Regions from separate parts of the Homo sapiens genome. Here region 2 is linked to region 1. Evidence: chromatin loops called from intact Hi-C (ENCODE). Cell type or tissue: IMR-90. All regions are shown on one strand. Links, peaks and the distances in the headings refer to the core of each region. The heading gives the core; the rest is flanking DNA. Region 1 holds the start of LOC100505555 (a long non-coding RNA gene). Region 2 holds the start of LOC112268250 (a long non-coding RNA gene).

Region 1 (16,098 bases), core at 2,075-4,574:
CGCGAGACTCTGTCGCAAAAAAAAAAAAAAAATTGCTGCCATTTTCAGAGCACCTAGACTGCTTCTGCCTTGTCTGAATTCCTTCAAATTGAGTACGATGAATGCTTTGCCATAGGTTCCATTATAGTCATGACATTCATAAGGCTTTTCATACACAGATATTTTATTCTGATAGTCATCTAAACAAAAACTGAATTCTGTGTAAATATTCAACATGCGAGTCTCATTTATGGACGACGTGCCTACTTGTGAGACCTCTCTGTGAGTAAGCATATTTTGAATAGGTTTAGAATGTTCCCCAAGTTCATGAAACTCAGAAACTCTCTCCTGAAGGGTGGCTTCTCTTGGGCATAGACAAGGAGAACCTTGTCTCCAGGTTCTTCCCATTGTGGGGTGGCTCTTCCATCTCATGGCCTCCCTGACTCGTGCTGCGGAGAACCGGCAATCATCCTCCTGCATCTTACTCTCTTCCGGCCAGCAGATTGTTTTCCCCAACTTTATTCCGCTTTGCAGCTATCTTTTTGGTGCTACATGGTCTTCTGGTCTGAAATGAATTGGGAAAAGAAGTAAATCAGGTTTTTGTTTTTGTTTTTGTTTTTTGTTTTTTGTTTTTGAGACAGAGTCTTGCTCTGTCGCCAGGCTGGAGTGCAGTGGCGCGATCTCGGCTCACTGCAACCGACTCCCAGGTTCAAGCAATTCTCCTGCCTCAGCCTCCCAAATAGCTGGGACTACAGGCGCGTGCCACCACGACCAGATAATTTTTTGTATTTTTAGTAGAGACCAGGTTTTACCATGTTGGCCAGCATGTTCTCCATCTCCTGACCTCATGATCCGTCGGCCTCAGCCTCCCAGAGCGCTGGGATTACAGGTGTGAGCCACCTCGCCTGACCATCAGTTTGTTTTTTGTTTGTTTTTTTGAGACAGTGTCTCACTCTGTCACCCAGGCTGGAGTGCAGTGGTGCGATCACAACTCACTACAGCCTCAAACTCCTGGGCTCAAGTTATCGTCCTGCTGCAGCCTCCCAGTGCTGGGAGTACAGGTATGAGTCACTGTGCCAGGCCTTCAAAATTTATGTTTTTGGATAAAAAATGATGACATAATGGTGCTTTGTTTTGTTTTGTTTTTGACACAAGATCTAGCTTTGTCACCCAAGCTGGAGTGCAGTGACGTGATCATGGCTCAATGCAGCTTCGACTTCCTGGGCTCAGAGGATCCTCCCACCTCAGCCCCCCAAGTAGCTGGAACTACAGTTGCACACCACCATGCCCGGCTAATTTTTGTATTTTTGGTAGAGACGGGGTTTCACCATGTTGCCCAGGCTAGTCTGGAACTTCTGAGCTCAAGCGATCCGCCCGCCTCGGCCTCACAAAGTGCTGGGATTACAGGAGTGAGCCACTGCATCCAGCTCGATAATGGTGATTTTTTTTTAAGATTTTTTTTTTTTTTTGAGACAGAGTTTCACTCTTCTTGCCCAGGCTGGAGAGCAATGGTGTGATCTTGGCTCACTGCAACCTCCGCCTCCCATGTTCAAGCGATTTTCCTTCCTCAGCCGCCCGAGAAGCTGGGATTACTGACATGTGTCACCACACTTGGCTAATTTTGTATTTTCAGTAGAGACGGGGTTTCTCCATGTTGGCCAGGCTAGTCTTGAACTCCCACCCTCAGGTGATCCGCCCACCTCGGCCTCCCAAAGTGCTGGTATTACAGGCATGAGCCACCGCACCCAGCTAAGAATTTTTGTTTTTTTAAGAATAAGAAAAAAGACTCCGTCTGAAAAAAAAAAAAGGAAAGAAAAAAATAAAGTCCAGGCCCATGTAGATTTTTTCATATACTGACCTAAACATAAGAAGTCAGTGAGACTGGGAAATATGCATCATTGCAATATGCAGCCTCACAATATCTGGCCCTCATCTCTCCCTCACTGAGACCCCGCCCCCGTCTCTCACCTCATCGAGAACCCGCGCTCATCCTTCTCTGAGAACCCGCCCCCATCTCTCCATCACCAAGACCCTGCCTCCGTCTGTCCCCTCGATGACTCTGCTCTGCCCACCCCTCACCGAGATCTAACCTCTGTCTGTCCCCTCACCGAGTGAAGGGGGCCTCCCCCTCCACACCTCTGGGTATTTCTCGTCAGGTGGGATGAGAGGCTGAGAAAAGAAATAAGACACAGAGACAAAGTATGGAGAAAGAACAGTGGGCCCAGGGGACCTGCACCGCTGGCTGTCTCTGAGTTTCCTCGGTATTTACTGATCATTATTTTTACTATCTTAGTGAGGGGAGTGTAGCAGGGCAACAGGTGGGGAGAAGGTCAGCAGGGAAACATGTGAGCAAAGGAATCTGTATCACGAATAAGTTCAAGGAAAGGTACTGTGCCTGGATGTGCACGTAGGCCTGATTTAAGTTTCACTTTACACAAACATCTCAGTGTAGCAAAGAGTAACAGAGCAGTATTGCTGCCAGCATATCCCGCCTCTAGTCACAGGGCAGTTTTCTCCTATCTCAGAATTGAACGAATGGGAATGGTCAGTTTACACGGAGACATTCCATTCCCAGGAAGGAGCAGGAGAGAGAAGCCTTCCTCTTATCTCAACTGCAAAGAGGCCTCCCTCTTTCACTACTCCTCCTCAGCACAGACCCTTTAGGGGTGTCAGGCTGGGGGATGGTAAGGTCTTTCCTTTCCCATGAGGCCATATCTCAGGCCATCTCAGAGCTTTCTTGGGCAGAGGTCCCTGCGGCTTTCCGCAGTGCATTGTGTCCCTGGTTAATCGAGAATGGAGAATGGCGATGACTTTTACCAAGCATACTGCCTGCAAACATACTGTTAACAAGGCATCCTGCACAGCCCTAAGTCCATTAAACTTTGATTCAATACAGCACATGTTTCTGTGAGCACAGGGTTGGGGCTAAAGTTAAGACTCACAGCATCTCAAAGCAAAACAATGTTTCTTAATACAGATCAAAGTGGAATTTATGTCTTCCTTTTCTACATAGACATAGTAACAATCTGATCTCTCTTTCTTTTCCCCACAACTGAGTCCCGGGCTCCATCTCCTGGTAGAGTCCAGCCCTACAGGGCTTTGCGGGTGTTCTCCCCATGTGTGGAGATGAGAGATCATAAGAAATAAAGACACAAGACAAAGAGATAAAGAGAAGACAGCTGGGCCCTGAGGACCACTGCCACCAAGACGCAGAGACCAGTAGTGGCCCCAAATGGCGGATGCACTGATATTTATTGTATATAAGACAAGGGGGCAGGGTAAGGAGGGTGAGTCATCCAAGTGATTGATAAGGTCAAGCAAGTCACGTGATCATAGGACAGGGGGCCCTTCCCTTATAGGTAGCTGAAGAAGAGAGGGAAGACAGCATACATCAGCATTTTCTTTTTTTTTTTTTTTTTTTCCCCCGAGACAGAGTCTCACTCTGTCACCAGGCTGTAGTGCAATGGCCCGATCTCAGCTCACTGCAACCTCCGCCCTCCGAGTTCAAGCGATTCTCCTGCCTCAGCCTCCCAAGTAGCTGGGATTACAGGCGCCTGCCACTGCACCCAGCTAATTTTTTGTATTTTTAGTGGAGATGGGGTTTCACCTTCTTGGCCAGGCTGGTCTTGAAGTCCTGACCTCGTGATCCACCCGCCTCGGCCTCCCAAAGTGCTGGGATTACAGGCATGAGCCACTGCGCCCGGCCCAGTGTTTTCTTTTACGCACTTATCAGAAAGATAAAAGACTTTAAGACTTTCACTATTTCTTCTACCACTATCTTCTAAGAAATTCAAAGAGGAACCAGGAGTACCGGAGGAATATGAAAGTGGACAAGAAAAGTGACCACTGAAGCACAGCACCACAGGGAGGGGTTTATGCCTCCGGATGGCTGCGGGCAGGCCTGGATAATATCCAACCTCCCACAAGAAGCTGGTGGAGCAGAGTGTTCCCTGACTCCTCCAAGGAAAGGGAGACTCCCTTTCATGGTCTGCTAAGTAACGGGTGCCTTCCCAGGCACTGGCATTACCGCTTGACCAAGGAGCCCTCAAGCGGCCCTTATGCGGGCCTGACAGAGGGCTCACCTCTTGCTTTCTTGGTCACTTCTCACAATGTCCCTTCAGCACCTGATCCTACACCCGCCCGTTATTCCTTGGTTATGTTAGTAATACAACAAAGAGTAATATTAAAAGCTAATGATTAATAATGTTCATACTAATGATTGATAATGTCCATGATCATCTCTATATCTAATTTATAACTATTCTTATTCTAACTGTTTTCTTTATTATACTGAAACAGTTTGTGCCTTCAGTCTCTTGCCTGGGCACCTGGGTAATCCTCCGCCCACAGACTCCCGCATCACTGAGTCCCGGTCCTCCTATCCTACACGGAGTCTCTACCTTCATCTCCACACTCAGGGAGACTCCACCTCGGTCTCCGCCTTCACTGAATCCCCGCCCCCATTGCGCCTTCACTGAGACACCAGCCCCATCTACGCTCACAGAGACCTTACCCCGTCTCCCCGTCACCGAGACCGCTCCCCCATCTCGCCCTCACCAAGTCCCCGCCCCCGCCTCGCCCTCACCGAGTCCCCATCCCTGTCTCTCCCCCACTGAGACCCCGCCCCCGTCTCGCCCTCATCGAGTCTCCGCCCCCGTCCTCCGTCATCGAGTCTCCGCCCCGCCTCGCCCTCACCGAGTCCCCGCCCCCGCCTCCCCCTCACTGAGTCCCCATCCCTGCCTCTCCCTTACTGAGACCCCGCCCTCGTCTCTCCCCTCACGGAGACCCCGCCCCCGACTCCCCCTCATCGAGTACCCGCCCCGTCTATCCTTCATCAAGTCTCCACCCCCGCCTCTCCCTCACCGAGTCCCCGCCCCCGCCTCCCCCTCACCGAGTTCCCATCCCTGTCTCTCCCCTCACCGAGACCCCGCCCCCGCCTCTCCCTCATCGAGTCCCCGCCACCGTCTCTCCTTCATCGAGTCCCCTACCCTTCCCGTCATCGAGTCCCCGGCCCCGTCTCCCCCTCATCGAGTCCCCGCCCTCTTCTCTCCCTTCACTGAGATCCCGCCCTCTTCTCTCCCCTCACTGAGGTCCCGCCTCTGACAGCCCCTCACCGAGTCCCCGCCCCCCGTCTCTCCCTCACCGAGTTCTCGTCCCAGTCTCCCCATCACCTAATCCCCACCCCTGTCTCTCCCTTACGAAGTCCCCGGCCCCCGGTTCCCCTCACCGAGACCCTGCCCTGTCTGTCATCGAGTCCCTGTCTCCCCCTCACCTAGTCCCTCTTCTCTCCCCTCACCGAGTCCCCGCCCCCGTCGTCCGCTCACCAAGTCCCCGCCCCCGTCTCCCCCTCACCGAGTCCCGCCCTCTTCTCTTCCCTCACCGAGTCCCCGCCCCCGTCGTCCCCTCACCGATTCCCGCCCCCGTCTCCCCGTCACCGAGTCCCCGCCCCCGTCTCTCCCCTCACCGATTCCCCGCCTCCGTCTCCCCTCACCGATTCCCGCCCCTGTCTCTCCCTCACCGAGTCCCCGCCCCCGTCAATCCTCTCACCGAGTCCCCGCCTCCGTCTCCCCTCACCAAGTCTCCGCCCCCGTCTCTCGGTCACCAAGACCCCACCCCCGTCTCCCCCTCACCGAGTCCCTGCCCGGGTCTTCCTGCCTCCACGTGGCGAAGCCGCACCTGAAGCCCCACCTGGTCGCAAAGGCTGGTGCAGGGGAAACCGTTGGTTCAGCTGCGGTTCCTGGGAAGGGGGTGCCGCTCTGATCACGCGCACTTCTGATTCCCCTCTCGGGGCTCGGAAGCGGCTGAGGGCTCTGGACCCGGTCTCCGAGGCGTGAGGCGGTGGGAGGGTCGGCGGCCGCGTCCTCCACGACCCTGGGGAGAAGTCCCAGTTTCCGCGCAGCCGACAACGGTTGGACCCCGTCCCTCCGGCTTCACTGGGCACCGTGGGGGCAGAACCCGGCGGCGGCTTGGGGTGGGGGCGGGACCACGATGGAGGGAGTCTGTTGGGCGGGACCTCGAAATGCCTCTGCTCGCTTTCCTCTGCATTCATGCGGCTTGTACGAGGATGCGCTGTTTCCTGGTGGTTTGTTATACGGCAGTAGATAACTGATACATCTCTCTTCACTACTTTGTTTGCGTTTTTATAGGTCAGGGTCTTCCTCTGTCGCACAGGCTGGAGTGCAGTGGCTCGATCACGGCTCACGGAAACCTCCAATCCCTGGGCTCAAGCGATCTTCCCTCAAATTCAACAGTAGCTGGAACTACAGGCTCGTGACACCACAGCAGGCTAATTTTTAAATTTTTCGTGGAGATGGGAGGTCACACTATATTGCCCAGGCTGGTCGCGAACTCCTGAGCTCAAGCGATCTTCCCTCTTTGGCGTCCCAAAGAGCTGAGATTGCAGGTATGAACCACCGCACCGGGCCCATTCTCAACATCTCTCAACAAACTGATAAAGAGCATGTAAAAAAATCTACAGCTAACATTGTAGTGAAATACTGAAAACTGTTCTAAGCTCAGGAGTACAGCAACGATGCCCACTCTCACGAATTCTATCAAGCATTGTAGTTACGGCCACGCGCGGCTCACGCCTGAGATCCTAACACTTTGGAAGGAAGATCGCTTTGAGTTCAGGAGTTTGAGACCAGCCTGGGCAAGATGGCAAAACCCTGTCTCAATTTTAAAAAATACAAAAATTAGCCAGGCATGGTGATGCATGTCTATAGTCCCAGCTACTTCGGAGACTGACACAGGAGGATCACTTGAGCCCGGAGGCAGAGGTTGTAGTGAGCTGAGATGGCAACATTGCACTCCAGCTGGGGCGACAGAGGAAGGCCCTGTCTGAAAAAGAAATTGGAAGAAACATTATCTACATTTCTTTTCTGCCATTATTTACAGACAACATAATTGTCTAAGTGGGAGATCCAAAAGAATCTAAATTGTTACACATAATGTGCGGGTTAGCAAGAATAGTGGCTAAAAACTCAATATGCAAAGATAATTGTCTTGTCTCTCTCTTTTTTTTTTTTTTTTTTTTTTTTTGACGGAGTCTTGCTCTGTCGCCCAGGCTGGAATGCAGTGGCTTGATCTTGGCTTGCTGCAACCTCCACCTCCCTGGTTCAAGCGATTCTCCTGCCTCAGGCCCCTGAGTAGCTGGGATTACAGGCGCATGCCACCACGCCCAGCTAATTTTTGTATGTTTTTAGTAGAGACGGGGCTTCGCCACGTTGGCAAGGCCGGTCTGGAACTCCTGACCTCAGGTATTCCGCTGGCCTCGGCATCCCAAAGTGCTGGGATTACAGGCGTGAGGCACCGCACCCGGCCGACTTGTCTCTTTTAACAGCAATATTACAACAGCAATAAAATAAGTAGAAATAAATACAACAAAAAAGTATGCAATATCTCTTCCGAGAAATTTGTAAACTACTATTGAAAGAAATCAAAGATGACCTAGATCAATGGATAGACCTTCCTTGTTGATGGATTAGAAGTTTCAATATAAAGACTTGAATTCTTCTTACTTAATATAGAAAGTTAACAAGTTTTCAGTCAAAATAACATGTTTGATGAGGAACCTGATCTACTTATAATAAAATGTATGTATGTGGAGGTACAAAATACTCCTGAAGAACTGTTGGCACTTACCCTACAGACATTAAGAAATAGAAAGACAGGGTCGGGCACGGTGGCTTACGCCTGTAATCCCAACACTTTGGGAGGCCGAGGCGGGCGGTTCACCAGGTCAGGAGATCGAGACCATCCTGGCTGACACGGTGAAACCCCGTCTCTACTAAAAATACAAAAAATAGCCGGGCGTGGTGGCAGGCACCTGTGGTCCCAGCTACTCAGGAGGCTGAGGCAGGAGAATGGCATGAACCCGGGAGGTGGAGCTTGCAGTGAGCAGAGATCGTGCCACTGCACTCCAGCCTGGGCGACAGAGCGAGACTCCGTCGCAAAAAAAAAGACAGTAATATTGGTGTAGTGGTAAATAAATTAAACCAATAAATAGAATAGAAAGCCCCAAAATACACCCTTATGAATGAGGTGTGTTCTTGGCCATTATGAATAATGCTGCTATAAACGTGGGTGGTCAAATATCTTTTTGAGAGCCTGTTTTCCATTCTTTTAGATATATACCCAGAAGTGGGATTGCTAGACCATGTGATAATACCAATTTTAATTTTTTGAACCACTGCCATACTGGTTTTCATAGCTGCTGCACCGTTTTATAGTCTCACTAACAGTGCACAGGTGGGCCAGGTGTGCTGGTTTTCATGCCTGTAATCCCAGCACTTTGGGAGGCTGAGGTGGATGGATCACCTGAATTCAGGAGGTCAGGACCAGCCTGGCTACATGGTGAAACCCTGTGTCTATTAAAAATACAAAAGAATTAGCTGGGTGTGTTGAGTCCCAGCTACTTGGGAGACTAAGGCAGGAGAATCGCTTGAACCCAGGAGGTGGAGGTTGCAGTGAGCCGAGATCTCGCCAGTGCACTCCAGCCTGGGCAACAGAGCAAGACTCTGTCTCAAAAAAAAAAAAAAAAAAAAAAAAAAAAAGAATTCACAACACAATGACTGTGTTAACAATGTTGTTGAAGTTCATCCTAAGTTTGGTAATTGGGGTGGCCATTTGTGTTAACTAATTGCCTTTATCCAAATGAAAAATAAAAATTCTTATATCCTTTTGGCAAGCAGGCAGTTTTAGCTTATAAGCAGGTGCCTAAGGAAATAGAAGTGTGCTACTGATGCAGGTAAGTGCCATCATTGGGGATTCACCCAGGAAAGAATTCAACTGGTGGTGCTACACAAGGATCTTTCATTCACTCAGAGTTGCTTTTTCCAGAGTACAGCTAAAACCTATGCAGTGTGCCCAGAATCAGCATTTTGTGCTGTTGGCTAGCTATAGTTATACTCACTTTTAATTACATGCAAATTAAGGGGTGTGCCATGCAGAACTTTCTAGAAAGGAGGCTATAACTTCCAGGTGATTGTTGTGGAAGTGAATGGTAACTTTCATGTTGTTGCCATGGTACTTATCAACTGTCATGGCTCTGGTAGGAGTGTCTTACCCTAACAAGCAAGGAGAGCAACTAGAGATGGCTTTTGGTGCCATCTGCTGGTTCCCGGTGGCTTCTTCACTTTATCCTGTTGGGACCAGGAAACAAAGTAAGTCCTACCCAGTCTCCTACCTCACTATGGTCTGAAGGTTGTATGTTGTGTGTGTCCTGCCTCCACACCACCACTCCGCAAAGCCAAATGCTTAAATCCTAACCGCAGAAGTGATGAAATTAGGATATGAGGCCTTAGGGAGGTGATTAGATCATGAGGGCGGGGCCTTCGTTAATGGATTTACTAGCAAGTTTGTCCAAGTCGCCTTATTTTGTTGTTGTTGTCTTGTTTTGTTTTGTTTTAGACTTGTAGCAGCCTGAAGCCATGGTTTTTAGTTTCTGTTTCTAGTGATAAGTGGAAAAGAGGGATGAGGAAGAGGCTTTGCAGGCCCAACCAGAAACAAAAACTAACAACCCATAACTGTATTCTTGAACACCCCTGTATGGGATTGGCCGTGGAGACTTTCTCACCCCTTCTATCATGTGATTATGAGGTATGAGGTAGGAAATGTCTTTGTGTTTAAGGAGGGACTGTTCTGAACGTCCATGCTGATTCCCACTGAAGACGTTAAACTCTAGAGTCTGTGGGAAAAGGAAGAAGCTTAATTGAATGTCTTTCTTTTTTCTTTCTTTTTTTTTTTTTTTTTTTTGAAGCTGAGTCTCACTCTGTTGCCCAGGCTGGAGTGCAGTGGCGCGATCTCGGCTCACTGCAACCTCCACCTCCGGGTTCAAGTGATTCTCCTTCCTCAGCCTCCCGAGTAGCTGGGATTACAGGTGCATGCCACCACACCTGGCTAATTTTTTATTTTTAGTAGAGATGGAGTTTCACCATGTTGGCCAGGCTGGTCTCAAACTCCTGACCTCATGTGATCTGCCCGTCTCAGCCTCCCAAAGTGCTGGGATTACAGGGGTGAGCCACCGCGCACGACCTGAATGTCTTTTTTTTTTTTTTTTTGAGACGGAGTCTCACTCTGTCACCCAGGCTGGAGTGCAGTGGCGCGATATCGGCTCACTGCAACCTCCGCCTCCCAGGTTCAAGCGATTCTCCTGCCTGAGCCTCCCGAGTAGCTGGGACTACATGCACCTGCCACCACGCCCAGCTAATCTTTTGTGTTTTGTTTTTAGTAGAGACGGGGTTTCACTGTGTTAGCCAGGATGGTCTCGATCTGCTCACCTCGTGATCCACCCGCCTCGGTCTCCCAAAGTGCTGGGATTACAGGCGTGAGCCACCGCGCCTAGCTGAATGTCTTTCTTACGAGCCCTGGGTACTGGGCTTGAAACCACCTTTGCAAAAATTATAACTGAGAAACTGATTACAGGGAAAGAGATCTGACCAAACTAACTGCATCTTGCTTCTAACCTCCACACTGTCCTTGTTCATTCCTGGACATAGGCCAAACTAAGTTTGGGATGAACTTAGTTTATAGTTTAACTTTGAAACAAAAACAACAATAATGCTTTCCCAAAACAAACCTCCTTTTCCCTGGAGACTAGACTGCCTTTGCAGGACTAACACATTAGCCACAGATAAGGAATTATGGTTTAGGAGTCATGCAGCTGGTGGGTGCAATATTCTGGACCTCCCCAAATTGCTCCTGGGGATAAAATCACTATCGTAAAACCTAGAATCAGTGCTTGAGATATTTTGCAGACCCTGTGTTTCAGTGCACAAGTTGAGGCCACCTAGATGGATAAACCGGCTCATCTGGTCTTGTGGTTCCCACCCAGGAACTGACTCAGAGCAACAGGACAGGTTCCACTCCCTGTGATTTCATCTCAGACTCAACCAATCAGCACTTCCCACTTTCAGACCCCCTATTATCCTTAAAATTATCTCAAATTATCCTTAAAAACCACGATCTCAGGCCAGGTGCGGTGGATCACGCCTGTAATCCCAGCACATTGGGAGGCCAAGGCAGGTGGATCACCTGAGGTCAGGAGTTCAAGACCAGCCTGGCCAACATGGTGAAACCCCGTCTCTACTAAAAAAAACAAATAGAAAAATTAGCCAGGCGTGGTGGCGGCCACCTGTAATCCCAGCTACTCGGGAGGCTGAGGCAGGAGAATCTCTTAAACCCAGGAGGAAGAGGTTACAGTGAGCTGAGGTGGCGCCATTACACTCTAGCTTGGGTGACAAGAGCGAAACTCTGTCTCAAAACAAACAAACAAACCCCCTGATCCCAGAGTTTTCAGGGAGACTGATCTGAATAATAGTAAAATTTTGGTCTCCTGTACGGCTAGCTGGCTCTGCATGAATGAAACTCTTTCTTTATTGCAATTTCCTGTATTGGTAAATCAGCTCTAGGCAGTTAGGCGGTTACAAGCTTGGTAACTCATGCCTATAATCCCACACTTTGGGAGCCCACGGCAGGAGGATCGATTGAGGCCAGGAGTTAGAGCCAAGCTTGGGCAACATAGTGACATCCCATCTCTACAAAAAGAAAAAAAAATAGCTGACTGTGGTGGTGGGCGCCTGTAGTCCCAGCTACTGAGGAGGCTGAGGTGGAAGAATCACCTGAGTCCAGGAGTTCCATGCTGCGGTGAGCTATGATTGTGCCATTGCACACCAGTCTGGGTGACAGAGTGAGACTGTCTCTAAAAAAAAGGAAAAAAAAAGAAAGAAAATCCATCAGCAGATAGCTCTTGGATCTACCTTCACTTTAGCCTCAGACCATGCCACAACCCCTCTGTTCTCCCCTGCTACCAACTTTCCAAACCACTTTCTTCTCATCGGGATTATTGCCTTAACTTTCCAATTACGCTCCCTGATTCTACCTTTGATTCCCAAGAGTTGTACAAATGACAGACAGATATTCTTAAAATATATATCAGATAATATTGCTCCAGTAGCTCAGACCCTTCTATGACTTTGCATTGCACTCATAGTAAAACCCAAAATGTTTAGTTGTTCTCATGGCCCCATATGATCTGACTGATAATTGACTTCCTTCCTGCTAGTCTCCATCCTACCCAACTCACTTAAACCATTTCAGACACAGGGCTTCTGCTGTTACAGAAGCATTGTCCTGCCTTCCTGCCTCAGGGCCCTTGCACTTGCTGTTCTGTCTTTCCTCAGAAATTGACAGACATCCCCTAAATTCCTTCAGTCATTTCCTGGAGATGAAGTGGAAATACTGTGTGTAGATGACTCTGAGTCCCAGTTTTCTCATCTGTCAAACTGTTGTTCCATCCCCATCCCAGCTTGGAAAAGGCTTTTTTTTTTTTTTTTTTTTTTTTTTGCTGGCCCCTTGCTCTGTTGCCCAGACTGGAGTGCAGTGGCACGATCTCAGATCACTGCAACTTGAACCCTCGTGAGTTCAAGCAATTCTTATGCCTCAGCCACAGGAATAGCTGAGATTACAGGCGAGCACCACCACACCAGCTAATTTTTGTACTTTTTTTTTTTTTGAGATTGAGTTTTGCTCTTGTTGCCCAGGCTGGAGTGCAATGGCACTATCTCGGCTCACTGCAACCTCTGCCTCCTGGGTTCAGGCGATTCTCCTGCCTCAGCCTCCCAAGTAGCTGGGATTACAGGGGCCCACCAACACACCTGGCAAATTTTTTGTATTTTTAGTAGAGATGGGGTTTCTTTTTTTTTTTTTTTTTTTTTTTTTTGAGATGGAGTTTCACTTTGTCGCCCAGGCTGGAGTGCAGTGGCGCGATCTCGGCTCACTGCAAGCTCCGCCTCCCAGGTTCACACCACTCTCCTGCCTCAGCTTCCTGAGTAGCTGGGACTACAGGCGCCCGCCACCACGCCCAGGTAATTTTTTTGTATTTTTAGTACAGACGGGATTTCACTGTGTTAGCCAGGATGGTCTCAATCTCCTGACCTCGTGATCCGAGCACCTTGGCCTCCCAAAGTGCTGGGATTACAGGCGTGAGTCACTGCACCCGGCCAAGATGGGGTTTTATCATGTTGACCAGGCTGGTCTTGAACTCCTGACCTCAGGTGATCCACCTGCCTCAGCCTCCCAAAGTGCTAGGATTATAGGTGTGAGCCACTGTGCCCAGCCAATTTTCGTACTTTTAGTAGAGACGAGGTTTGACCATGTTTGCCAGGCTGGTCTGGAACTCCTGACTTCAGGTTATCCGTCCACCTCAGCCTCCCAAAGTGCTGGGATTACAGGTATGATGAAAATGCTTTTTCAAGTGATAACTTTCCAATAGGGAAGGAAGGTTTAAAGGTAAGTTTCAAAAAGCACCTGCTTGAGATGAAATGTAATACCATAGGTCTCCAGAAGACAACAGCGCATCACTTGGTTTGCCTTATAAATCCTTAATTCTCAAAACACAGGAATTAAGAGAAACAGCGAACATTTGTAGACCTCTTCACCCTTCGTTAGGGGGAAAGTGAAAATAACTATTTGCTGGGCATCTCTTGTTCTTTTCTATTTTTATTATTTTAATTGATGTCCCATTCCAGGATGTTGGGCATCTATTGTTTCATCTGGACACTATTTTATATCTGTGATCTACTTTATTTATTTATTTTCCTTTTTTTTTTTTTAAGAGACGGAGTCTCCCTCTGTTACCCAGGCTGGAGTGCAGTGGTGTGATCTTGATTCACTGCAAACTCCGCCTTCCGAGTTCAAGCAATTCTCCTGCCACAGCCTCCCGACTAGCTGGGATTACAAGCACGCACCACTATGCCCGGATAACTTTTTGTATTTTTAGTAGAAACGAGGTTTCACCGTGTTAGCCAGGCTGGTCTCGAACCCTTGACATCAAGTGATCCGTCCGCCTCGGCCTCCCAAAGTGCTGGGATTACAGGCGTGAGCCACCGTGCCCGGCCTATTCATTTTTCTTTTTTCTATTTCTTTTTTTTTTTATATAGAGAAGGAGTCTCAGTCTGTCACCCAGGCTGGAGTGCAGTGGCGCCATCTCGGCTCACTGCAACCTCCGCCTCCCAGGTTGAAGCGATTCTCCTGCCTCAGCCTCCCGAGTAGCTGGGATTACAGGTGTGCACCACCACGCGCAGCTAATTTTTGTATTTTATTGGGTTTTTGGTTTGTTTTGTTTCGTTTGAGACAGAGTTTTGCTCTTGTCGCCCAGGCTGGAGTGCAATGGCACCATCTCGGCTCACTGCAACCTCCGCCTCCCGGATTCAAGCTATTCTGGTGCCTCAGCCTCCCAAGTAGTTGGGATTACAGGCGCCCGCCACCACGCCCAACTAATTTTTTGTATTTTTAGTATAAGCGGGTTTCACAATATTGTTCAGGCTGGTCTCGAGCTCCTGACCTCAGGTGATCCACCCGCCTCGGCCTCCCAAAGTGCTGGGATTACAGGCTTGAGCCATCGCGCCCGGGCTATTTATTTTTCTTTTTTTAATTTTAATTTTAATGTTTCATAGAGACAGGGTCTCCCCATGTTGCCCAGGCTGGTCTAGAACTCCTGGGCTCAAAGGACCCTGCCTCAACCTCCCAAAGTGCCAGGATTACAGGTGTGAGCGACTGCGTCTGGCCTACATTTGTGATTTAAATCAGCACATTTCTCATCTCTCAGAACTCCTCAATAACCATCGGTTGGAAAAAAGAGCAAAAAACCTAAATGTATTTATATGTAATCTCTAGGAGTTAACCTCACCGAAAGATACAACCGATTTAAGAAGAAAATGTTAAAACTCTCTTCAAGGGCCTATAGAAGAAACGGGATGAATGGAAACGTGATTCACTCTGTGGACTGGCAGATACCTCTGGAAATCTGGTGTTCTATTGTAATAAGTTCTCGGGAAGGTAGAGACTTTTATTTGGGACATAGAGGCTTGGCCAACCAGAATGGAGGACCCACCCAAGTCCCGCCCCCAAGCCTGAGCCCTCTCCTTTGCTCCACCCACTCTGCCTGAAGTCCCCTCAACCCCTCCGACTTCGCAGTCTCCCAGCCCGGCCTTCTGGGGCTGGTCTTCATTGGAAGCCACGCCCCCAGGTCTGTCGGATAAACATTTTACAACCTATTCTCTCTGAAGTCTAGTACCTGGAGGCTTCCTCTGGAAATAAGAACTTGGGTCTCCCGCCTGGCCAACATGACGAAACCCCGTCTCTACTAGAAATACAAAAATTAGCCGGTCGTGGTGGCACACACCTGTAATCCTAGCTACTCAGGAGGCTGCGGCAGGAGAATTGCTGGAACCCGGTAGGCGCAGGTTACAGTGAGCTGAGGTCGTGCCACTGCACTCCAGCCTGGGCGACAGAGCGAGACTGCGTCTCCGAAAAAAAAAAAAAAAAAAATTAGCCGGGCATGGTGGCGGGCGCCTGTAATCCCAGCTATTCTGGTGGCTGAGCCAGGAGAATCGCTTGAACCCGGGAGGTGGAGGTTGCAGTGAGCCGAGATGGTGCCATTGCACTCCAGGCTGGGCAACAAGAGCGAGACTCCATCTCAAAAAAGAAAAAAGAAAAAAAAAAAAAAGAACTTGGGTCTCCACAACCTCAAGCCTCCTCTCAAAAAAAGAAAAAAAGTTTTAATCTCCCTATAAGCTGGAATCCCCACTCCCACCCCACCCCAGCTCCCGGTTTGAGCTGTCCTGCCATTCTGGAACAAATGAATGTATTTCTTTTCCTTTTTTTTTTTTTTTTTTTTTGAGACGGTGTCTCGCTCTGTCACCCAGGCTGGAGTGCAGTGGTGCCATCTCCGCTCACTGCAACCTCCGCCTCCCTGGTTCAAGCGATTCTCCTGCCTCAGCCTCCTGAGTAGCTGGGATAACTGGCGCGTGCCACCACACCCGGCTAATTTTGTATTTTTAGTAGAGACGGGGTTTCACCATCTTGGTTAGGCTGGTCTCGAACTCTGACCTCATGTGATCCGCCCACCTCGGCCTACCAAAGGGCTGGGATTACAGGCGTGAGCCACCGCGCCCGGCCAATATATTTCTTAAATGTATTTGATTGAAGTCTCATGTCTCCCTAAAATGTACAAAACCAACTGCACCCCAGTCACCTTGGGCACATGTTCTCCTGGCCTCCTGAGGGCTGTATCACCGGCCATGGTCACTCATATTTGGCTCAGAATGAATCTCTTAA
Region 2 (16,098 bases), core at 13,341-15,840, 380 kb before region 1:
AGGAACTATAGTTTCTATAAATATATGTTAATTACTTTTTCTGGCAGGGCGCAGTGGCTCACGTCTGTAATCCCAACATTTTGGGAGGCTGAGGCAGGCGGATCACTTGAGGTCAAGAGTTCGAGGCCTGCCTGGCCAACATGATGAAATCCCGTCTCTACTAAAAATACAAAAATTAGCTGGGCATGGTGGTATGCACCTGTAGTCCCAGCTACTCAGGATGCTGAGGCATGAGAATCGCTTGAACCCAGGAGGCGGAGGTTGAAGTGAGCCAAGTTGCACTACTGCACTCCAGTCTGGGAAACAGACTCTGTCTAAAAAGTAAATATATATATACATACACACACGCATACATTTTCAAAGTATATGTTCAATTTGGTTTTTTTTCAACCATGACCTATCTTTATAGGTGAAGCACCTCCAAATTAGCATCAGGGGGTCCAACTGTTAATCTAAAAAAAGTATAATGAATACACTACTACCCTGAAGTTTCAGACTTTTTGGCCATTATACATTATGTTAACAATTAGATCCATTGCTTTAAATTTAGTTATTTCATCTGAAAAGTTTTCCGGAGGCCAGGCATGCTGGCTCACACCTGCAGTCCCAGCACTTTAAAAGGCCAAGGCAAGAGGATTGCTTGAGCCCAGGAGTTCGAGACCAGCCTCAGTAACGTAGTAATACTCCATTTGTATATAAAAAAAAACTTTTTTAAGAAGAAAAGTTTTCTGGAGATTGAAATGTATCCAATTTAATATCCTCTTTGCTCTCAGGTATTTTACCAGTGTTTCTACAATGAATGTGGAAAGGTTTCACAACAAAACCAATCTTTGGCCTTTCCTCCTTCCCCCTTTCTCTTCCTTTTCAGCAGAGTGTCCTTTTGGAAGGTACCCCTGAGGTGTGGGGGACTGCAGGGGCCAGCATGTCCACAGCCAAGCTTTTGGGTAACACAGATGCAAATGAGGGTTTAAAAGCCAATGAGGATAATGGAAGCTAGCCTTCTCACTGAGAAAAGAGTTACAAACAGGAAAGGGGAAGGTGAGAATAATACCTGTCCTGATTAATTGAAAATATTAGTGTAAAGTCCTGTTAACATATAATATAGGACTCAAATGTGTATACTTATATCCACAAATGTGTTTAGGTAGAAAAACACTTATTCTCTACTCCTGTTTGCTGAGAGGCCCTGAAAGCAATGAATCCAAGGTAGCAATGATAATACTTAGTGCCCAGAATTGGTTTCTAAATACCATTATCCTCTTAAAGGAACTAGAGCTCTTTGGAGAAAAGGCTGACTCCAGGGCTGGAGAAGGAAAAATATGAGATGAGCCTAGAACATCTTAAGACTGGAAAGTTCTCATGGAATGACGGGTCATGTCAAGGGGATACAGGAGGCAGCCAAGGGGCCTTCCACTGGCCAAAGCTGGGACAACTAGAGCAAAATAAGTAATGAGTATATGGGAACCCATGAATTCACACTGCTACAAATAAATGAAGAAAGAAATAGGGAGGAAAAAAATCTCTAACCTAGAGCAGTACGACAAACGGGAAATCTGGAAGGCACAGACAGTTGGAAAGAAAAAAAAATTGCCGGGTGTGGTGGCTCACGTCTGTAATCCTAACACTTCAGGAGGCTGAGGTGGGCAGGTCACCTGAGGTCGGGAGTTGGAGACCAGCCTGACCAACATGGAGAAACCCCATCTCTACTAAAAAAATTAAAAATTAGCCAGGCATAATGGCTCATGCCTGTAATCCCAGCTGAGGCAGAAGAATCGCTTGAACCCAGGAGCCGGGGAGGTTGCAGTGAGCCGAGATCATGCCATTGCACTCCAGCCTGGGCAACAAGAGCGAAACTCTGTCTCAAAAAAAAAAAAAAAAAAAAAAATTGGCAACTATTATAATAATAATTAATCCAGACAAGAATCATTACTGGTGGATGAGTTTCTAAGAGGAAAAAGATATTTACATAGTCTTAACACATTGCCCCCTAAAAGCATTTAAGTATAACCTACTTTTAATTAATGCAGTTTTGCAACTTTTCAGTCTAAAGAAAAACAAAAAATTAAATTAAAAAAATTAATGCACAGTGGAGAAACTTGCCAGACACTATCTTAACCAAGAGATAACAGCTTACACCACTATTAGAAATAATGGGGAGTGGCCAGGCGCTGTGGCTCACACCTGTACTCCTAGCACTTTGGGAGGCTGAGGAGGGAGGATTACTTGAGGTCAGGAGTTCGAGACCAGCCTGGCCAACATGGTGAAACCCTGTCTCTACAAAAATACAAAAATTAGCCGGGTGTGGTGGTGTGTGCCTGTAATCCCAGCTGCTCAGGAGGCTGAGGCAAGAGAATCGCTTGAACCCAGGAAGCGGAGGTTGCAGTGAGCCGAGATCACGCACCACTGCACTCCAGCCTGGGTGACAGAGCAAGACTCTGTCTAAAAACAAAAAGAAAAGAAATAATGGGGAGTCTTTGGTGGTTTGTGTTGTGGGTCTTTATGATCAGTGATGAGGTCTATTCATCTCTACTGTGAGACCACAGGGGTCAGTGGGGTTAGTGAGTGATATGGTTTGGCTGTGTCCCCACCCAAATCTCACCTTGAATGGTAATAATCCCCACATGTCAAGGGTGGGGCCAGGTGGAGATAACTGAATTACAGGCAGTTTCCCCCATACTGTTCTTGCGGTAGTGAGTAAGTCAAGATATGATGGACTTATAAAGGGAAGTCCCCCTCCACAAGATCTCTTGCCTACTGCCAGGACATTGCTCCTCAGTCGCCTTCTGCCATGATTGTAAGGCCTCCTCAGCCATGTGGAACTGTGAGTCAATTAAACCTCTTTCCTTTGTATATTACCCAGTCTCAGGTATGTCTTTATTAGCAGCATGAAAACACATCAATACAGTGAGGATTTGTGAGGTTAGTGATGAAGGTCTGTAGGGACAGTGATTAGGAGTCTCTGGGGTCAGTAACATGTACACTGTGGGGTTAGTGATAGAGATTCCTTAGGAGCAGTAATAGGGATTATACAGAGATCAATGGAGGAATCTCTGGTGCTATGTTGCAGCTCTGTGGGGTCGGTGATATATATGAAGCGGGGTCAGGGATGTGCAGTCTGAAATCAATGGTGTGGCTATGTGGGGGTCAGCGATGTGATCCCAAGGGGGCTTGGTGGAGATTCAGATGGTCAGTCATACTGGGGAACTGTGGAGTCATTGATGGAAGGTCCGTGGGATTGCTCATTGGGAATTTAGAGGTAAGTACTGTGGCGCCCATAGAATATTTACCAGGGATGGAAAGTGCATTAGTTAAGGTCAGTGATGGGGGTTGAGGATTGGTGATGGGGTGTAGGTGTGTAATATGCCAGTGGTCAATAGGTTAGATGACGAGGGCTATAAGGAATGCTATTCATTGTCTATAAGAAACCCACTTTAATTAAACAGACACATATAGATTAAAAGATGAATGAAGAAAGATATACCATGCTAATGACAATCAAAAGAAAGCAGGAGTAGCTATATTAATTTCAGACAGAGCAGACTTCAACTTTTTTAAATTACAGATGTGGGGTCTTGCTACATTGCCCAGGCTGGTGTCAAACTCCTAGCCTCAAGCGATCCTCCACCTCAGCATCCCAAAGTTCTGCATTACAGATGTGAGACCCTGTGCCTGGACCAGAGCACACGTCATATCAAGGAAAGTTATCTGGGATAAAGAGGGGCATAACTTAAAGAGACCAATATTCCAAGAAGTCATAACAATCCTTAATGTGTGTACACATGACAGAGCATCAAAATGAGGTAAAAGCTAGTAGAACTGCATGGAGAAATAGATAAAACCACTATTATAGCTGGAGATTTAAATACCCCTTTATCGCCAGGCACAGTGGCACACTTTGGGAGGCCGAGGCGGTTAGATCACGAGGTCAGGAGTTTGACACCAGCCTGGTCAATATGGTGAAACCTCGTCTCTACTAAATATGTAAAAATTAGCCAAGTGTGGTGGTGCACACCTATAGTCCCAGCTACTTGGGAGGCCGAGGCAGGAGAATCGCTTGAACCCAGGAGGCAAAGGGTGCAGTGAACTGAGATCACGCCATGGCACTCCAGCCCAGGTGACAGTGCAAGACTCCATCTCAAAAAAAAAAAAAAAAATGAAAAAATAAATTAATTAAAAATAAATACCCCTCTATCACAAATGGACAGATCCAGCAGGGAGAAAATCAGTAAGAATGTAGTAAAACTCAACAGCATTATCAATCAACTGGATATAATTAACATATATAGATTACTTCATCCAAAACCAGCAGATTATACATTCTTCTCAAGCTCACATAGAATATTCATCAAGACAGGCCACACTGCGGGTCATGAAACACCTCTTAACAAATATGAAAGAACTGAAATCATACAATGTATGCTCTCAGATCACAACAGAATTAAACTGGAAACTAATCAAAGACAGCTAAAAAAATCTCAAAATACTTGAAGATCAAACAGCACACTTCTAAATAAATAGGTCAAACAAGAAATCTCAAAAAAAGTTTAAAAAATTTGCACTGACAACAGATACAACTTAACAAGATTTGTGGGGTGCAACAAAAGCAGTTCTTCGGGGGAAATTTATAACACTGAATGGTTAGAAAAGAAAAAAGATCTGTGCCAATCATCTAAGCTTCCACCTTAGGAAACTAAAAAAAAAAAAAAAAAGCAAATTAAATCCAAAGTAAGCAGAAGAAAAGAAATAATAAAAATTCAAGGCCAGACATGGTGGCTTATGCCTGTAATCTCAGCACTTTTGGAGGCCAGTGTGGGAGGATCACTTGAGGGCCAGGAGTTTTGAGACCAGCCTGGGCAACACAGCTAGACTCCATTTCTACAAAAATTTTAAAAGCCAGGCATGGTGGCACATGCCTGTACTCCCCTCTATTTGGGTGACTGAGGTGGAAGCATCCCTTGAGTCCAGGAGTTTGAGGCTGCAGTGAGCCATGATCATGCCACTGCACTCCTGCCTGGACAACAAAGCAAGACACTGTCTCAAACAAAAAACCTCAAGCAAAAGTCAGTGAAATTGAAAACAGAAAATAGAGTAAAATCAACAATACCAAAAGCTGGTTCTTTGAAAGGATGAATAAAATAAACCTCTCATCAGGCTAACAAAGAAACAACAGAGAAGACACAAATTACTAATAGCAGAAATTAAGAAGGGACATCACTACAGATCTCATAAATATGAAATGGGGGGCGGAGCCAAGATGTCCAAATAGGAACAGCTCCAGTCTACAGCTCCCAGCATGAGTGATGCAGAAGACGGGTGATTTCTGCATTTCCAACTTAGGTACCGGGTTCATCTCACTGGGGAGTGTCAGAAAGTGGGTGCAGCGCACCGAGCGTGAGCTGAAGCAGGGCGAGGCATCACCTCACCTGGGAAGCGCAAGGGGTCAGGGAATTCCCTTTCCTAGTCAAAGAAAGGGGTGAGAGACAGCACCTGGAAAATCGGGTCACTCCCACCCTAATACTGCACTTTTCAAATGGTCTTAGCAAACGGCACACCAGGAGATTACATCCCACGCCTGGCTCGGAGGGTCCTACGCCCATAGAGCCTTGCTCATTGCTAGCACAACAGTCTGAGATCAAACGGCAAAGTGGCAGTGAGGCTGGGGGAGGGGCGCCCGCCATTGCTGAGGCTTGAGCAGGTAAACAAAGTGGCTGGAAAGCTTGAACTGGGTGGAGCCCACCGCAGCTCAAGGATGCATGCCTGCCTCTGTAGACTCCACCTCTGCGGGCAGGGCACAGCCAAACAAAAGGCAGCAGAATCCTCTGCAGACTTAAATGTCCCTGTCTGCAGCTTTGAAGAGAGCAGTGGTTCTCTCAGCATGCAGCTGGAGATCTGAGAATGAACAGACTGCCTCCTCAAGTGGGTCCCTGACCCCTGAGTAGCCTAACTGGGAGGCATCCCCCAGTAGGGGGAGACTGACACCTCACATGGCTGGGTACTCCTCTGAGACAAAACTTCCAGAGGAACATTTGCTGTTCACCAATATCCACTGTTCTGCAGCCTTTGCTGCTGATACCCAGGCAAACAGGTTTGGAGTGGACCTCCAGCAAACTCCAACAGACCTGCAGCTGAGGGTCCTGACTGTTAGAAGGAAAACTAACAAACAGGACATCCACACCAAAACCCTATCAGTACATCACCATCATCAAAGACCAAAGGTAGATAAAACCACAAAGATGGGGAAAAAACAGAGCAGAAAAACTGGAAACTCTAAAAATCAGAGCGCCTCTGCTCCTCCAAAGGAACGCAGCTCCGCATCAGCAATGGAACAAAGCTGGACGGAAAATGACTTTGACGAGTTGACAGAAGAAGGCTTCAGATGATCAAACTACTCCAAGCTAAAGGAGGAAGTTTGAACCCATGGCAAAGAAGTTAAAAACCGTGAAAAAAAATTAGAATGGCTAACTAGAATAGCCAATGCAGAGAAGTCCTTAAAGGACCTGATGGAGCTGAAAACCAAGGCACAACAACTACATGACAAATGCACAAGCCTCAGTAGCCGATTCGATCAACTGGAAGAAAGGGTATCAGTGATGGAAGATCAAATGAATGAAATGAAACAAGAAGAGAAGTTTAGAGAAAAAAGAATGAAAAGAAACAAAGCCTCCAAGAAATATAGGACTATATGAAAAGACCAAATCTACATCTGATTGGTGTACCTGAAAGTGACAGGGAGAATGGAACCAAGTTGGAAAACACTCTGCAGGATATTATCCAGGAGAACTTCCCCAATCTAGCAAGGCAGGCCAACATTCAAATTCAGGAAATACAGAGAAAGCCACAAAGATACTCCTCAAGAAGAGCAACTCCAAGACACATAATTGTCAGATTCACCAAAGTTGAAATGAAGGAAAAAATGTTAAGGGCACCCAGAGAGAAAGGTCGGGCTACCCACAAAGGGAAGCCCATCAGACTAACAGCTGATCTCTCAGCAGAAACTCTACAAGCCAGAAGACAGTGGGGGCCAATATTCAACACTCTTAAAGAAAAGAATTTTCAACCAGAATTTCATATCCAGCCAAACTAAGCTTCATAAGTGAAGGAGAAATAAAATACAGACAAGCAAATGCTGAGAGATTTTGTCACCACCTGGCCTGCCCTACAAGAGCTCCTGAAGGAAGGACTAAACATGGAAAGGAACAACCGGTACCAGCCACTGCAAAAACATGCCAAATTGTAAAGACCATCAAGACTAGGAAGAAACTGCATCAACTAATGAGCAAAATAACCAACTAACATAATGACAGGATCAAATTCACACATAACAATATTAACCTTAAATGTAAATGGGCTAAATGCTCCAATTAAAAGACACAGACTGGCAAATTGGATAAAGAGTCAAGACCCATCAGTGTGCTGTATTCAGGAAACCCATCTCACGTGCAGAGTCACACATAGACTCAAAATAAAGGGATGGAGGAAGATCTGCCAAGCAAATGGAAAACAAAAAAAGGCAGGGGTTGCAATCCTAGTCTCTGATAAAACAGACTTTAAACCAACAAAGATCAAAAGAGACAAAGAAGGCCATTACATAATGGTAAAGGGATCAATTCAACAAGAAGAGCTAACTATCCTAAATATATATGCACCCAATACAGGAGCACCCAGATTCATAAAGCAAGTCCTTGGACACCTAGAAAGAGACTTAGACTCCCACACAATAATAATGGGAGACTTTAACACCCCACTGTCAACATTAGACAGATCAACAAGACAGAAAGTTAACAAGGATATCCAGGAGTTGAACTCAGCTCTGTACCAAGTGGACCTAATAGACATCTACAGAACTCTTCACCCCAAATCAACAGAATATACATTCTTCTCAGCACCACACCACACTTATTCCAAAATTGACCACATAGTTGGAAGTAAGGCACTCCTCAGCAAATGTAAAAGAACAGAAATTATAACAAACTGTCTCTCAGACCACAGTGCAATCAAACTAGAACTCACGATTAAGAAACTCACTCAAAACCGCTCAACTACATGGAAACTGAACAACCTGCTCCTGAATGACTACTGGGTACATAACGAAATGAAGGCAGAAATAAAAATGTTTTTTGAAACCAATGAGAACAAAGACACAACATACCAGAATCTGGGACACATTCAAAGCAGTGTATAGAGGGAAATTTATAGCACTAAATGACCACAAGAGAAAGCAGGAAAGATCTAAAATTGACACCCTAACATCACAATTAAAACAAATAGAAAAGCAAGAGCAAACACATTCAAAAGCTAGCAGAAGGCAAGAAATAACTAAGATCAGAGCAGAACTGAAGGAAATAGAGACACAAAAAACCCTTCAAAAAATCAATGAATACAGGAGCTGGTTTTTTGAAAAGATCAACAAAATTGATAGACCACTAGCAAGACTAATAAAGAAGAAAAGAGAGAAGAATCAAATAGATGCAATAAAAAATGATAAAGGGGATATCACCACTGATACCACAGAAATACAAACAACCATCAGAGAATAAACACCTCTACGCAAATAAACTAGAAAACCTAGAAGAAATGGATAAATTCCTTGACACATACACCCTCCCAAGACTAAACCAGGAAGAAGTTGAATCCCTGAATAGACCAATAACACGCTCTGAAATTGAGGCAATAACTAATAGCTTACCAACCAAAAAAGTCCAGGACCAGATGGATTCACAGCCGAATTCTACCAGAGGTACAAGGAGGAGCTGGTACCATTCCTTCTGAAACTATTCCAATCAATAGAAAAAGAGGGAATCCTCCCTAACTCATTTTATAAGGCCAGCATCATCCTGATACCAAAGCCTGGCAGAGACACAATAAAAAAAAGAGAATTTTGGACCAATATCCCTGATGAACATCAATGCAAAAATCCTCAATAAAATACTGGCAAACCGAATCCAGCAGCACATCAAAAAGCTTATCCACCATGATCAAGTGGGCTTCATCCCTGGGATGCAAGGCTGGTTCAACATACGCAAATCAATAAACGTAATCCAGCATATAAACAGAACCAACGACAAAAACCATATGATTATCTCAATAGATGCAGAAAAGGCCTTTGACAAAATTCAACAACCCTTCATGCTAAAAACTCTCAATAAATTAGGTATTGATGAGAGTATCTCAAAATAATAAGAGCTATCTATGACAAACCCACAGCCAATATCATACTGAATGGGCAAAAACTGGAAGCATTCCCTTTGAAAACTGGCACAAAACAGGGATGCCCTCTCTCACCACTCCTATTCAATATAGTGTTGGAAGTTCTGGCCAGGGCAATCAGGCAGGAGAAGGAAATAAAGGGTATTCAGTTAGTAAAAGAGGAAGTCAAATTGTCCCTGTTTGCAGATGACATGATTGTTTATCTAGAAAACCCCATCGTCTCAGCCCAAAATCTCCTTAAGCTGATAGGCAACTTCAGCAAAGTCTCAGGATACAAAATCATGTGCAAAAATCACAAGCATTCTTATACACCAATAACAGACAAACAGAGAGCCAAATCATGAGTGAACTCCCATTAACAATTGCTTCAAAGACAATAAAATACCTAAGAATCCAACTTACAAGGGACATGAAGGACCTCTTCAAGGAGAACTACAAACCACTGCTCAATGAAATAAAAGAGGATACAACCAAATGGAAGAACATTCCATGCTCATGGGTAGGAAGAATCAATATCGGGAAAATGGCCATACTGCCCAAGGTAATTTATAGACTCAATGCCATCCCCATCAAGCTACCAATGACTTTCTTCACAGAATTGGAAAAAACTACTTTAAAGTTCATATGGAACCAAAAAAGAGCCCACATTGCCAAGTCAATCCTAAGCCAAAAGAACAAAGCTGGAGGCATCATGCTACCTGACTTCAAACTATACTACAAGGCTACAGTAACCAAAACAGCATGGTACTGGTACCAAAACACAGATATAGACCAATGGAACAGAACAGAGCCCTCAGAAATTATGCCACATATCTACAACCATTTGATCTTTGACAAACCTGACAAAAACAAGCAATGGGGAAAGGATTCCCTATTTAATAAATGGTGCTGGGAAAACTGGCTAGCCATATGTAGAAAGCTGAAACTGGATCTCTTAAAGACTTAAATCTTAGACCTAAAACCATAAAAACCCTAGAAGAAAACCTAGGCATTACCATTCAGGACATAGGCATGGGCAAGGACTTCATGTCTAAAACACCAAAAGCAATGGCAACAAAAGCCAAAATTGACAAATGGGATCTAATTAAACTAAAGAGCTTCTGCACAGCCAAAGAAACTACCATCAGAGTGAACAGGCAACCTACAGAATGGGAGAAAATGTTTGCAACCTACTCATCTGACAAAGGGCTAATATCCAGAATCTACAATGAACTCAAACAAATTTACAAGAAAAAAACCACCCCATCAAAAAGTGAGCGAAGGACATGAATAGACACTTCTCAAAAGAAGACATTTATGCAGCCAAAAGACACATGAAAAAATGCTCATCATCATTGGCCATCAGAGAAATGCAAATCAAAACCACAGTGAGATACCATCTCACACCAGTTAGAATGGCAATCATTAAAAAGTCAGGAAACAACAGGTGCTGGAGAGGATGTGGAGAAATAGGAACGCTTTTACACTGTTGGTGGAACTGTAAACTAGTTCAACCATTGTGGAAGTCAGTGTGGTGATTCCTCAGGGATCTAGAACAAGAAATACCATTTGACCCAGCAATCCCATTACTGGGTATATACCCAGAGGATTATAAATCATGCTGCTATAAAGACACATGCACATGTACGTTTATTGCAGCACTATTCACAATAGCAAAGACTTGGAACCAACCCAAACGTCCATCAATGATAGACTGGATTAAGAAAATATGGCACATATATACCATGGAATACTATGCAGCCATAAAAAATGATGAGTTCATGTCCTTTGTTGGGACATGGATGAAGCTGGAAACCATCATTCTCAGCAAACTATCCCAAGGACAAAAAACCAAACACCACATGTTCTCACTCATAGGTGGGAATTGAACAGTGATAACACATGGACACAGGAAGGGGAACATCACACACCGGGGCCTGTTGTGGGGTGGGGTGAGGGGGAGGAATAGCATTAGGAGATATACCTAATGTTAAATGACGAGTTAATGGGTGCAGCATACCAACATGGCACATGTATACATATGTAACTAACATGCACGTTGTGCACATCTACCCTAAAACTTAAAGTATAATAAAAAATAAAAATAACAAATACGAAATGGATAATAAAGCAATTTCATGAACAATTCTACATCCACAAATTTGAAAGCCTAGATGAAATACATCAGTGATGTGAAAGAAACAATATGCCTGTATTAGTCTGTTTTCATGCTGCTTATAAAGACATACCCGAAAGTGGGCAATTCACAAAAGAAAAAGGTTTAATTGGACTCACAGTTCCACGTGGCTGGGGCGGCCTCACAATCATGGTGGAAGCCAGGGAGGAGCAAGTCACATCTTACGTGGATGTTGGCAGGCAAAGAGAGAGCTTGTGCAGAAAAATTCCCGTTTTTAAGACAGTCAAAACTAGTGAGACTTATTGACTATCACAATAACAGGATGGGGAAGACTTGCCCCATGATTCAATTACCTCCCACCGGGTGCCTCCCACAACATGTGGGAATTCAAGATGAGATTTGGGTGGGGACACAGCCAAACCATATCACTGCCAAAACTCACACAAGAAGAAACAGACAATCTAAATAGATCTGTATCTATAAAGAAAAAGAATAATAACATTCCAAAACAAAAAGCACCAAGTCCAGATGTGTTCACTAGTGAATTCTACCAAACATTTAAGGAAGAAAGTAAGAAAGTATGCCAGTTTTCTACAATCTCTTCCAGAAAAAGCAGAGGGAATACTTTCTAACATTCTGTGAGGCCAGCATCACCCTAATACCAAAACGAAAGACATTAAAACAACAGAGAACTACAGGCCAACACCATGGCTCACAAATACAGATGCAAAAAGTTTCAACAAGGTCGAGCATGGTGGTTCATGTCTGTACTCCCAGCACTTTGAGAAGCCAAGGTGGGTGGGTCACTTGAGTCCAGGAGTTCGAGACCAGCCTGAGCAACATGGCAAAACCCCATCTCTTTAAAAAAAAAAAACCAAACAAACAACAACAACAACAAAAACCAATCCTGTATTAGTGAGGGTTTTCCAGAGAAATAGGATTAATAGGATTTATATAGGTATATACCACACCTTTTTTCTCCACTTCTTTTCCCCACAACACAACAAGCGGATGACAATATTTGTGAGTCATAACAAGTTAAATGAAACAACATGGTTAACTTAACAAACTTCTCTATAAACTTTTCTTGATTCTCTAAAAACTGTCCAATTTTTTCCTTGCATAAAGCCAAATTAGACACAGAAAATGGCACATGTTCCCTTACTTCCACTAGCTACCACCCACAATGCACACAGGTTTCACTTTAGGGGCCGATATGGGGCCCCACTCCTGGTGATACTGGTTGGGCTTACTCTCTTGGGAAGTGGGAGGGATAGGGGCTAGTTTGCATAAGGGGGAGGCGTGAGTGATGACCTTGGGGTGGGTTCCTTCATTGAAAAACTGGTAGGAAGCCCCTCAGAATTGGGGGACTGAAGAGACCCTGGGGAAAACGTAAGCCTTCTAAAGGGAGCAGCTAGGAGGGGATCCCTTAGGCATGGCATTCTGGTCCCTGGAATTAACATGAGCCTGTAAAGAGCCATAAAAGCCTGTACATAAGGGACGTCTTCCCATTTTCCTTTTTACAAAATAAGTCTAATTGTAAATATCATTATAATGTATAGAACCATATGTAGGCCAAATCTGTTAGTTTTCTAATCTGTATTGAACCCAAACAGTGCTGCAACAAAAAATGAGTCTCTTCTTAAGACGAATTTGAACTTGCTCCAATAGCGTAAAAGACACTCCAGTGCCAAGTCCTCTGGGATGCTTGCTGTTGTCCCCAGGTCGACTAAGGATCGCTACAGGGGGTTTCAGCCTAAGTTTAGCAAATGTCTAGTTAATTTTCCCTTTTAAATTCCCACCTTCCAGAAAGGTGTAAATATAAATAGCAGGGTGTTATAAAAGTGGATTAGGAGCTAAAAATGGACAGTTGGATGTTGAACCTAAATTCCAGAGGGCTGGGCAGAGAGGAGCTAAACAAATGGTAACTGTGGAAGGGAGGAAAGGAAGGGGGTAAGCAGCATTGCCCAAAGGGAGACCTCAGAGGCCCTGACCACCTGAGAACCTACTCAATAGTGGAGACACCAAAAAAAAATATTCATGTGGCACAGACCTGTTTTAGCTAGTCTTCAATTTGGTGGGGTGTCCAAGCCCACTAGACTCCAGAGTCTAGTCCCGCCTCCTACCTCACCGTCAACTTACTTTTAGCTTATAAACCTTCGTATGTGCAAGGCGCGGTGGCTCGTGCTTGTAATCCCAGCACTTTGGGAGGCCCAGGAGGGCAGATCACGAGGTCAGGAGTTAAGCCTGGCCAACATGGTGAAACCCCGTCTCTACTAAAAATACAAAAATTAGCTGGGTGTGGTGGTCTGCGCCTGTCATCCCAGCTACTTGGGAGGCTGTGGCAAGAGAATCACTTGAACCTGGGAGGTGGAGGTTGCAATGAGCGGAGATCGTGCTGTTGCACTCCAGCCTGGGCAATAGAGTGAGACTGTCTCAAAAAAAGGAAATGACAAGAGATTAATTACTTAGTGAATCTAGGGCAATGGTGGTTTGTTGTACCAGACTTTGACATTTTCTTCAGTTTGAAAATTTCCAAATTAACAAGGTAAGGAAAATCCACTTGGAAAAGGCTCTTGCTGTTTATGGTCAACTCAATTCCCATTTGTGATACAAAAACAAGCCTGCATGTTCTCTTTTTTTCTCTGGAGATGCTTGTATTTTGAAGCTTAGAGATTTACAGGGTTCTGAGCTGAATACCGAGCTGATTTTCCGTGACAGTAAAATTTGCATTTACATGCATTCATTCACCCATGCATTTAATTGTGTCAGATGCCCGTACTCCCTAACAATGAGTTTCTAATTTCTCCACCTGTACATAATTTACCAAATATAAAGAACATCCCCCAAAAGAACAAATTCACCCAGTGTTCACCCAAACTGGCTGGAATCCCCTGGTCGGTGAAGCTGCTGGGGACAAAACAACCACGACTCCAGCAAGAGATTTTCTTCCTTCTGCAGAAAGTCTGCAAAGGCTGATGAAGAGGCTTGGGAAAGGGGAGACCGCGGACGAAAAGGCCCCACCGAAGCTCGCTGCCCGCACTCCCGACCCGCCTTTTACCTGGACCCAAGCCCCCAGCGGCGCAGGTGGGAGTCTGGGAAGAAGTGCGGTGTCGGCAGGAAGTCCCAGCGCGACGTCCGGGAAAGCCACAGGAGGAGGCGACCTGCAGGAGGCTACCCTTTGACCCCAACCCTACTCTCCAGTCCTCCTAGTCTGGTGGGAGCAACCTTAGACTGGTTGATGTGGAAGGAGGCGGGCCTGCACGCGGAGTACGGCATTCACTTCCGTTTCCGGGAGCGCACTTCCGTTTCCAGGCATGAGGGCAACGGGGGAGGGGGGGGAGGTGACCTGGAATGGGCTGAGAAACAGGAGCCACGAGAGCCGCGTGGTGACGTTAGAAGGGCGCTACAGCCGCGACTTTCCAAAGCTAGTAGAGAGATCCCAGCGTCCCCCGGGAAAGGCAGAAGGGGCGGGGCGATACCAAGACGGAGACAATGGGGCGGGGCGATGCCCTGGAGGCGGGATTGCCTGTGGGAGAGCCACCCTTCAGGCCATGCAGACCCCAGGTGAAATCTGCACAGGGGTCTCCTGGAGCCGTGGGAGGGGTTCCCCTTCTTCTCCTTCAAGAGCGTTTTTATGTTGCCCTCTTTATGGATGGAAAACAGAGGCATGGACGGGCGGTGTAACTTGGCCACATTCACTAACCTAATGAAGAAGTCTCTGAAACTGGATCCTGGGTCGCTGGAGGCCTTACACCCTCCTCCAGGGACTATGATAAATATCAGTCTACAAGCAAAGAAAAACTTTGGAATTTAAAGCCCTGTGTACTGTAGTTCTTCCTATATTTTTGACAACCAAACCAGAACCTTTATATCACACACATACACACACACAAACCCTTTTTGGCATTTTCTAAATATCCGTGTGAATAAAACACCTGCCAAGACGTGGTAGGATTTAAAAGTGATTTGGGGCGGGTGTTTTATTCACGTCTGCAATCCCAGCACTTTGGGAGACCCAGATGGGAGGATTGCTTGAGCCCAGGAGTTAGAGACCAGCCTGGGCAGACCCCTGTCTCCTAAAAACATAAAAAAGTGATAGGGAATAAATGTAGAATTGCCATAGGTCATAATTTGTTTAATATAAAGCTGCTACGCTTTTAGGTCTGACAAACTTCCTCTCCCTGTGCGGTTGTTTCCTGATATAACCCACGTGTTCCTCATCTCACAGCTGCTGACTCCTATAAAAGCTAATGACCAACACCACAGTCATGTAAATAAATTCCCCCCTTCATTTTTTTCCCTAGCCAATCGACAGTCACGTGAAGAAAGACTGAAGGACAAACCCATGGTCCTTAAAAGGCACAGTCCCACAGGCCCTCTCTGTCTCTTCATCTCTCCAGTAACCTACCCACAGGTTGAGCACCATACTGTCTCTGGACTTCCTGTGGGCCATTATTCAGCACCCCTAACTTCTCTGGAATCTATAATAAACTTTTTCCTTTCATTGATTTTGGTTTCACTTTCTCATTGTGTCTCACTTGACACACTTGAACTTAACATCCTCCACCAGCTCTCCTAGAGAGTGGCTATCTCGGGCCGGACATGTTGGCTCAGGCCTGTAATCCCAGCACTCTGGGAGGCCAAGGTGAGTGGATCACCTGAGGTCAGGAGTTCAAGACCAGTGTGGCCAACATGGTGAAACCCCGTCTCTACAAAAAATATAAAAATTAGCTGGGCATGGTGGGAGATGCCTGTAATCCCAGCTGCTCGGG

The links. Peaks named below come from ENCODE experiments on the same cell type or tissue, not always from the same donor. Only the 100,000 strongest peaks of a DNase experiment are listed, where the experiment ranks them.
Region 2: a loop joins it to region 1, with 5 times the contacts of the local background. A loop is called at or near these places in 2 of 110 quality-filtered maps.

Annotation. Positions count from the first base shown.
Region 1 is chr19:9,787,267-9,803,364 of GRCh38, forward strand. LOC100505555 (a long non-coding RNA gene) reads right to left here and starts at 5,914. Exons shown (of 2, transcript NR_148545.1): 1 at 5,668-5,914; 2 at 140-544. LOC124904635 (a long non-coding RNA gene) reads left to right here and starts at 5,796. Exons shown (of 3, transcript XR_007067134.1): 1 at 5,796-5,887; 2 at 6,126-6,382; 3 at 14,656-15,150. RefSeq lists silencers at 4,563-4,932, 5,273-5,422, 9,007-9,196 and enhancers at 5,306-5,806, 5,807-6,307. In IMR-90, for the core only: a CTCF peak has its summit at 3,050 (motif pointing left); a DNase peak (open chromatin) is centred at 3,045; H3K4me3 peaks cover 341 bases; H3K27ac peaks cover 1,082 bases.
Region 2 is chr19:9,392,466-9,408,563 of GRCh38, forward strand. LOC112268250 (a long non-coding RNA gene) reads right to left here and starts at 14,595. Exons shown (of 3, transcript XR_002958434.2): 1 at 14,385-14,595. In IMR-90, for the core only: no CTCF peak of the experiment used is centred there; a DNase peak (open chromatin) is centred at 14,686; H3K4me3 peaks cover 1,429 bases; H3K27ac peaks cover 658 bases.